Regions from separate parts of the Homo sapiens genome. Here regions 1 and 3 are each linked to region 2. The links are chromatin contacts, found by Hi-C or POLR2A ChIA-PET in ENCODE. All regions are on one chromosome and are shown on one strand. Each heading gives the region's core, a stretch centred on a gene start or an enhancer-like site at or near the end of the contact. The rest is flanking DNA. Distances are from core to core; before and after follow the strand shown.

Region 1 (2,700 bases), core at 66-2,565, 930 kb before region 2:
ACATTAAAAATATTTATTTGCAACAGCTCTCCTTTTTAAGGCCTCAACAGATTGGACTAAACCACACCCCTCCATAAATGGCACATTCCATACAATAGCCTGGAGAATGGCATAGGACGATTCCACCGACAGCTGGGGGAATAGCAAACTTGTTGAAATTCCGAGAATGAAGTCTGATGGTTACCCGAACCTAGCCCTTTTATTACTAAAGTCACTCGGGGACAAGAGGGTTACAAAAATATCCCGAGACGCGTACGCGGGTGAGAGTGGAACGAGAACCACACGGGATTTGGGCCGTGCTGTTAACCCGCACCTCCCTGAGTACGGACATTTCCCCGAGGAAGGACATTTCTAGTCGGAGAGAAAGAGCGAACTTTGGGGTTAACTCTCTCAAAACTCTGAGGTGGGGAGAGAGGCAGCAGCCCATTATTTTCCAGGATCCAGTCCCGAACTCTCACTTTTGCCCGGGGGGAAAAAAACGGGTCCCGCCCACGCTCGGCCCGATCCGGGAGGCGGGGCCTGCAGCGACCCCGAAGGACAGAGGCGGGGCCGGTTGGCAGTGCTGCCCCTCCCCCTTTGCCAGGAACACCCCCGTCCGCTACAGAGAGGGCTCAGGGCCCCCACCCCCGCGCCAGTCGCTGGGGGAAGGGGCAATACGGGTGCCTCCGCCCCTCCTCGCTGAAGGTGGGGAGTGGAGCTCGAGTCCGCCCGCCTCCCCGCGCTGGCTCCAAGGGGACGGCCCCGAGGAGGTGGGGCCTCTTGGGGGCGCTGACTTCACACCCCTCCCCCTCCGGCCGCTGGCGGCTCAGGGACACCCCGCCCGCTCTAGTGCGGTGGGTGGGGGAGGCAGCTGAGCAGACCGGAGCCCTGCAGCGGCGCGGGGCGGGGAGGGGCGCGCGCACGGGCGCGCAGCCACCACCCCCGCGCGCCAGCAGGGCCCCCCACGCTCAAGGGTGCGCGCGGGCCCCGAAAGGGAGGAGGCCGCGCGCGGCACCGGGGATGGCGGACTCTAGCCTTCTGTCCCCCACTCTTTTCACCACTCGCCCCCATCCCCCTCCAACCCGCTCCAGGCCTCAGACTCCGCACTGACCTGACAGGCCGCGACATGTTCGCTGTCGAAACAGGACCGAGTCGAGAAGCCAAAGACCAGGACCCCCCCCACCCCGCGCGCTCGGCGCCCCACCCCCCCCGAACTTCAGCCGATGGGACCGCTGCTGCCGAACCCCGAGCTGCTGGCTTCTCAAACTCCGCTGCTCTTTGGTTCAGGGCTCCTGGAACAGACGAGCCCCCCGCTCCCCCGTCTCTTCAAAATGGATGAATCAAACCAGCCGAAAATGCGCCAAAGCCGCCGTGCAACCAAACCCACTAGGGTTTGTGCGCTCCTCCCCAACACGCCTGCTCATTGGAGACTTCTGCCAGATGCGCCCAGATCATTAGTCCGTTTGAATCATCACGTCTTCCAGGCCCCGCCCTGCTCTCTGATAGGCTCCACCTTCACCGTGGGGGTCCTGTTAGTCAAGATGCTCTGAGAGCGCACGGCCGCAAAACAAAAATGGTCGCTGCTTAGCCCGCCCCCTGGTTTCCACTCCAGAGTTGCAGATTCGTCTGGGGTCGTATCTTAGAAAGACTAGAAAAAAAGATTTATGTAGGGTTCAGCGTTGCTCAGTGTTAGTTTAATGGTGTTTCATCTCGTCTGCCTTGATCACCTTGAAAATCCTCTAATAGCAAAACCCGTGGGAGAGGCAGCAGATTCGTCACTGCGGGGCTGCTACAGAATTGGAGGGAAATTCCTTAGGTTCAAAAAATTTGACCTTAAACCTACAAGCCCCTTACCCTGGCTTCGGCATTAACCCTCAGGGACCAAATGAGGCTGCTGGAGTAGAGAGGCAGGATCATAATCAAGGAATATCTTCACCCCCAATTACCATTCTCCATTCTGGACCTTGAGATCCACTTCAGGGTCATTAAAGTCCCAGTCTGGTGCATTACTATTTTAAGAAAAGAGTCAGGTGTACAATAACTAAGAGCATGAGCTCAGGGGCCACAAGGTATTTCAGGTGGAATCCCAGGTCCACTACTTAATGGTGGTATAACTTTCCTTCTCTGTGCCTCAGTTTTCTCATCTGTAAAATGGGAAACAAGGGTACCTAACTGCATAGGCTTATTAGTATTAAATGAGTTGATATATCTATCAAAAGTCTTTAGGATAGTCTCTGGCTCACAGTAAGTGCTACGTAAGTGTTAAATCCAAGTTTTAAAAGATGATTCCGTCCCTGGGTAGAGATGGGTGGAGCTGGCTCAAGACCCTATGAATTCTATTGATTTACCCTTGCACTTTGAAAAACAAAACAAAGACTCTTCGAAGTCATATAACTGAAAGTAACGCACATCATTTCACTTAAATCCGTGAGCATTTGTTGGATGCCTAATACTCTCAAAGGCAGAGCTCAGGATTCCTATGTGAATGGCTAAGGCTGAGTCTGCTATCGAAAATAGACGTCAATCCCTGTCACAGTCAAAGCGATCATTTTTGTTTGGTGGCTGTGCGCTCTCAGAGCATCTTGACTAACAGGACCCCACGGTGAAGGTGGGGCCTATCAGAGAGTAGGGTGGGGCCTGGAAGACGTGATGATTCAAACGGACTAATGATCTGGGCGCATCTGGCAGAAGTCTCCAATGAGCAGTCAGTTAACAACCAAT
Region 2 (2,700 bases), core at 95-2,594:
ATGTTTGTGTCGGGGGAAACATGTCTCTCCTTGGTCCACAGAGCCCTACCTGCCCCAGGAAAGGACAGTGTTGGGAGGGTAACTCCCACCCCTCACTCCTCCCCCTCATTCCTGCCTCCACAAGCATCTTCTGGGAAAGGTGAATGAGGGAAGAGACATTTGCACTTGTCCCTTACCTACCTAAGTTCTATCCCCAGTGGCCACTTCTGGGGGTGTTGTCTTCTCTCTGGAGTTTTGGGGGACCTATTAGGGGGCATGTGTGGCCATAGGTCAAGCCTCATTCTCTAACTGGCCTTACCAAGACTTAAGCTGAGGTTTTGTGTTCACCTGTCTGGGTTGCTTGCCATTTCTCAAATGTTCTGCCAGTCAGAGGTGGGAGGAGGTCGGCAGGAATGTACTTGGTCATCTCGAACCCCATCAGAATGTGTGTGGAGGCCTCCTGGCAGCTTCTATGCAGGGTCCAGCTAGATCCCTGGGCTTTTCCTGAGATACACGGGGCTAACCCACTTCTTACGGATTAATTTTTCCACATCGGAAATCAGAAGCCATTCCCCAGGGCCTCCCCTTCAGTTTCATTATCTCCTTTGACTCTGCCCACAACCTTTGAAAAGGTCTCGCTGTTCTTCCCACGGAGAGAGAGGTGCAAGGCTTGCTCAGCCTCACACAGCCAATCCGTGGCAAAGGATGGCGGGAATTCAGGTGGCCCCAATCTCAACCCATCCTCTTCCCACCCTGTATCCTTTTTAGTTTATTTACAGGAAAACATGTTCAAAGGTATAATTACTAAAGTGCTCCTGGTTACACAATAATACGTCTTTACTGAAAAACAATAAATTAATGAGAAAAGAGATGCAAAAAACCTCAGAGGAAAATGTTGAAGTTAGGGAAATATTTAATACGCCCGCCTTTGGCTCACACCTTTTCCTGGGATGAATGACCCCTGTGATTCCAGCTCCCCCCCACCCCCACGAGGTCTCATCTAGCTGGATACCTACAAGCCATCCCTGTCCTTGGAAATACACCCCTCTCCCAATTCGCTGCCGCTAAGAAGCCCAGACAATTGGAGAGGAGTGGATTTTCCATCTGAATTATGCAGCTCCTTTGACACGCCTCCCCTCTCCCTTTGCATAGCCTTGGTTAAGAACTAGCATTTCTTCGTCCCCTCTCCCTGTCCCCTCTCACTGTCCGCGAGGCAGCAGCCCCCAGCCTACTCCGCGATCCTCCCAGCTCCCGGCACCGCGCGTCCTCCCCTTTAAGGCCCGCCCCTCCCCCCACGCCACGCCTCCCCAGGCCCCGCCCCCCGCCCCTCCCCTTTAAGGACCGGCCCCGGACGCAGACGAGGCTGTGACGCGGCCGCCGGCCCGGGGCTGGGTACATTGTCGCGCGGCCGCTTCCCCCCGGCCGGGCCCCCGCCGCCCCGCGGTCCCCAGAGCGCCAGGCCCCCGGGGGGAGGGAGGGAGGGCGCCGGGCCGGTGGGAGCCAGCGGCGCGCGGTGGGACCCACGGAGCCCCGCGACCCGCCGAGCCTGGAGCCGGGCCGGGTCGGGGAAGCCGGCTCCAGCCCGGAGCGAACTTCGCAGCCCGTCGGGGGGCGGCGGGGAGGGGGCCCGGAGCCGGAGGAGGGGGCGGCCGCGGGCACCCCCGCCTGTGCCCCGGCGTCCCCGGGCACCATGCTGTCCAACTCCCAGGGCCAGAGCCCGCCGGTGCCGTTCCCCGCCCCGGCCCCGCCGCCGCAGCCCCCCACCCCTGCCCTGCCGCACCCCCCGGCGCAGCCGCCGCCGCCGCCCCCGCAGCAGTTCCCGCAGTTCCACGTCAAGTCCGGCCTGCAGATCAAGAAGAACGCCATCATCGATGACTACAAGGTCACCAGCCAGGTCCTGGGGCTGGGCATCAACGGCAAAGTTTTGCAGATCTTCAACAAGAGGACCCAGGAGAAATTCGCCCTCAAAGTAGGTCTGGGGCCCGGGGAGGGGAGGCGGGGCCGGTCCCGGGCCCTGGAGCTCCACGGCGTCGGGTGCCCGTCCCGGCCTGGGTCGCGGCGCGGGGCGGAGGGGTGGCCGCGGCGGGGCGGGGCGGGGCGGCCGGGCCGGCGGTGCCGAGTGCGGCGCGGGCGGCGGGTCCCAGCGCCCTCGCCTCCCTGACCGCTTCCGGCCGCTCCCGGGCGGGAGCCCTGGGACCCGCTCCTGGGGACTCAGGGGACCCTGCCATTTTGGGGTTTGAGCGGGATCCAGCCGAGTCAGAACGGTTGGCTTCGGGACTTCTGCTAATTTCACTCCATCTCAAGGAAGTGATTTTGGGGTTGGTGGTTCCCCGTCCTCTCCTCCCTCCTTTTTCTCTCTCTGCGGGCACAAAAGGCCCATTACTCATTGAGCCGGTTGGTCGGTTGGTTTGGAGAAGTCGGATCGCAGAGGTTTATTTAGCCTCGCTCCTTATTTGGGAGCCGGAATGTGTGATTTCACTTCCCCGAGCCTCGCGAGGGCAGCCGGGCCGCCTTGGGGCGCGCCGGGCAGGAGGTGTGCGGCGGGAGGGTCCTGGGTGTCCCCCGGCTGCGGGGGCGGGATTATTTGGATCCCGGAGCTGGCCCCCTCAGCTGGCCCCCTCCCACGCCCGCGCGGGGCGGCTCCGGGGAGAGGCCGGCGGTGTCCGCGGCCCGGCTGATCATTGTGAACAGAGTCTGTAACCCGCGGCCGGGCCCGTGCTG
Region 3 (2,700 bases), core at 139-2,638, 660 kb after region 2:
ACCACACCCATCTAATTTTTGTATTTTTAATAGAGACAGGGTTTCACCATGTTGGCCAGTCTGGTCTCGAACTCCTGACCTCAGGTGATCCACCTGCCTCGGCCTCCCAAAGTGCTGGGATTACAGGCATGAGCCACCGCACCGGGCCAGAGAAGACCTTTTTAAATTGTATCTACTTGGTGATCTCTGAGCCTCCTGTGTCAGGATGTCTACATTTCTTGTTAGACTTGAGAAATTTTCCTCTGTTGTTTTAGTAATAGATTTTCTAATCCTTTCACTTTCTCTTCACCTTCTGAGACTCCTAAAATTTGAATAGTTGGCCACTTTAGGGTGTCCCATATGTCATGTAAACTTTGCCCATTTTTTTATTCTTTTTTCCTTATTCTTATCTGACTGTGTTATCTCAAAAGACCTGTCTTCAAGTTCTGAGATTCTTTCTTCTGCTTGATCTAGCCTATTATTGATGCTTTCAAGTATATTATGTATTTAATATTTCATCAAGTATATTATGTATTTCATCAATAAATTATTTCCAGAAGTTGTTTGGTTCTTTTATATGTATCTTTTTTTGATAAACATCTCATTAATATCCTGAATTGTTTTTCTGATTTCTTTGTATTTTTTTAAAACAAATTTTAAAGTTTGTATCTCACCTCCCTGAGCTTTTTTAATATCACAACTTTGAATTCTTTTCCCAGAATTTTGTAAGTTTACTTTTGATTGGGATCTGTTGCTGGAGAATTATTGTGTTCCTTTGGTGGTATCATATTTTCTTGTTTTTTCACGTTTCCTGCATCCTGAAGTTGATATCTGTGCATCTGATGTGATATTTGCTGTTTCTAATTTTTCAAATTTGCTTTTGTAGGGGAGGACTTTTCCTGAAGATGTATTTATGGTGTCAGTTAGGTGGGGCACTTTGGCTTTAATTCTGGGTGCATGCAGTAGTGTAGTTTCTGTATGACTTTCAGCTGTAAATATCATCAGTGGTATCTGTCATTTCCTCAGTGCTTTAGGATGCGGTTACTAGTGGAGATTTGCTAGGGAATAGGATGCCATGTGGGCCAATGTTCGGACCCAAGTGTTGGCAGTGGTGGGCTGAGTTTGCCTGTCCTTGGGCCCAGGGTGATGTTGCTGGCACCAGTGTTAGCAAGCCCAATCAGGCCAGTTATTGGGTCTCCAGGTGGCTCACTTGGGTGCCAGAAATGGCGGGTGACCTGGTTCTCAGGCTACTTGGCAGCAAGTGGGGGCATGGGTGATGGCAGTAGTAGTGGTGGGACAACCCTGTGGGACACAAGCAGTCTGTGCCAGTGTTGGCTGTGGGTGCGGTGATTGGGTGGATCAGTTTCCAGGTCTGCAGGTGGCTTACCAGCTGTGATGTTAGTGGCAGGTTGAGTGGGCCTGACTTCAGACACCAGGAAGAGTGCTCAGCTGCTATTGGTGGTGGACTGGCTGAGCATCCGGGTACCTGATGGCAGGCTTGTGTACTGAGAGGGTGACGCTGGGCCAGATGGACTTGTCCTCAGGCCTCCCTGTGGTGCATGTGAGTGCTGGCTGTGGTAGGAAGAGGTAGAGTATTCCTAGGCTACTGGTGGAATGCTTAGGTGAGGACAGTGTGGCTGTGCTGTGGACCAGCTACTTGGGACAGCAGTGTTGTTTTCAGTTGGGAGCAGCCACAGAGAGGTGGCTGGGGCACATGCAGTTTGCTCATGCCTCAGCCCAAAGCAGCCAGCAGCAGCCATAGCCGCATGCACTGGAATTTGTCCTCAGGGAACCAGAAAATGCCTGGCTGCTCCTCTATTGGGGGTGTCAGGTCGCTGCCAGTGGCTCCTGCTTTGGCTTAGGCAACAGTGGCCACAGAGCAAGATGCAGTCTGGGAGGGGCTGGGCTCTCAAAATAGTCTTGTGCTGTGGCTGCTTAGGACTCAGTGGTTTATAGTACTCAGTGTGAACTTACTCTCTGGAGTAATGCCATCACACTGTCTCCAGGCAGCTTCCTATGTTAGATCTAGAGCCTACGAGAATCAAGGGACTCCTGTAGCTAGGATTGTGGGAGTCTTCAGAGGGAATGTGGACTGCTGGGGTTCTCTCACTTACTCTTTTCCTGCATTAGGGAGTCTCTCCAGGCTTCCAGGCAATCTCAGCCAAACAGGCTGCCTTGCTTCTGTCTCCTTCCTTGCTTTGGTGCATCCTGTCACTTGTTTGTTAAATTCTAGTGTTCTCTCTTTGATGATCTCTTCAAAATGTGATTATGTAATTCCTGCTTAGGTTTCTCTCCATGGAAGAGGAGAAGACCAGAGGCATCTAGTCAGACATCTTGAAGCCACTCCCCATGATACTGTCTTAGGAAAACAATCAACATGTAGCATTCATGGATACCAAAGGGAAAATGGGTAAACACATTTTTTTTTTTTTAGACGGAATCTCGCTCTGTCACCCAGGCTGGAGTGCAGTGGCGTGATCTCGGCTCACTGCAAGCTCTGCCTCCCGGGTTCACGCCATTCTCCTGCCTCAGCCTCCCAAGTAGCTGGGACTATAGGCGCCTGCCACCACACCCGGCTAATTTTTTGTATTTTTCAGTAGAGACGGTGTTTCACCGTGTTATCCAGGATGGTCTTGATCTCCTGGCCTCGAGATCTGCCTGCCTCGGCCTCCCAAAGTGCTGGGATTACAGGCGTGAGCCACCGCACCTGGCCAGGTAAAC

Evidence for each region. A loop is a pair of places that touch in the nucleus more often than their neighbours do. ChIA-PET counts read pairs that join two places held with the same protein, here RNA polymerase II (POLR2A). Pooled maps may share reads with other maps.
Region 1: a loop to region 2 is called in a pooled map, with 10 times the contacts of the local background. The contact joins the promoter of NUCKS1 here to the promoter of MAPKAPK2 in region 2. A Hi-C loop is called at or near these places in 2 of 37 single-sample maps with no recorded cell type and 9 of 50 pooled maps. POLR2A ChIA-PET finds 5 or more read pairs at or near these places in 1 of 52 experiments (Panc1).
Region 3: a loop to region 2 is called in a map of gastrocnemius medialis, with 22 times the contacts of the local background. The contact joins the enhancer-like site here to the promoter of MAPKAPK2 in region 2. A Hi-C loop is called at or near these places in 1 of 168 maps with a recorded cell type or tissue (gastrocnemius medialis), 1 of 37 single-sample maps with no recorded cell type and 3 of 50 pooled maps.

The regions. Positions count from the first base shown.
Region 1 is chr1:205,748,867-205,751,566 of GRCh38, forward strand. It overlaps NUCKS1 (nuclear casein kinase and cyclin dependent kinase substrate 1), which reads right to left and starts at 1,316. Exons shown (of 7, transcript NM_022731.5): 1 at 1,091-1,316. The coding sequence starts at 1,107. RefSeq lists a silencer at 490-1,089 and an enhancer at 1,510-1,759.
Region 2 is chr1:206,683,561-206,686,260 of GRCh38, forward strand. MAPKAPK2 (MAPK activated protein kinase 2) reads left to right here and starts at 1,345. Exons shown (of 10, transcript NM_032960.4): 1 at 1,345-1,948. The coding sequence starts at 1,670. LOC124904495 (a long non-coding RNA gene) reads right to left here and starts at 1,246. Exons shown (of 3, transcript XR_007066833.1): 1 at 181-1,246. RefSeq lists silencers at 1,321-1,500, 1,961-2,010, 2,021-2,110, 2,521-2,610.
Region 3 is chr1:207,344,868-207,347,567 of GRCh38, forward strand. The region is part of intron 9 of CD55 (CD55 molecule (Cromer blood group)); the gene reads left to right. Among named protein-coding and RNA genes, the nearest start is that of CD55, 25 kb to the left of the region's middle. RefSeq lists an enhancer at 1,479-1,979. Within about 2 kb of position 1,389, at least 4 of the 41 ENCODE cell types and tissues checked have a DNase peak (open chromatin) inside an H3K27ac peak, as active enhancers do; they include gastrocnemius medialis, where a contact is called at or near this core.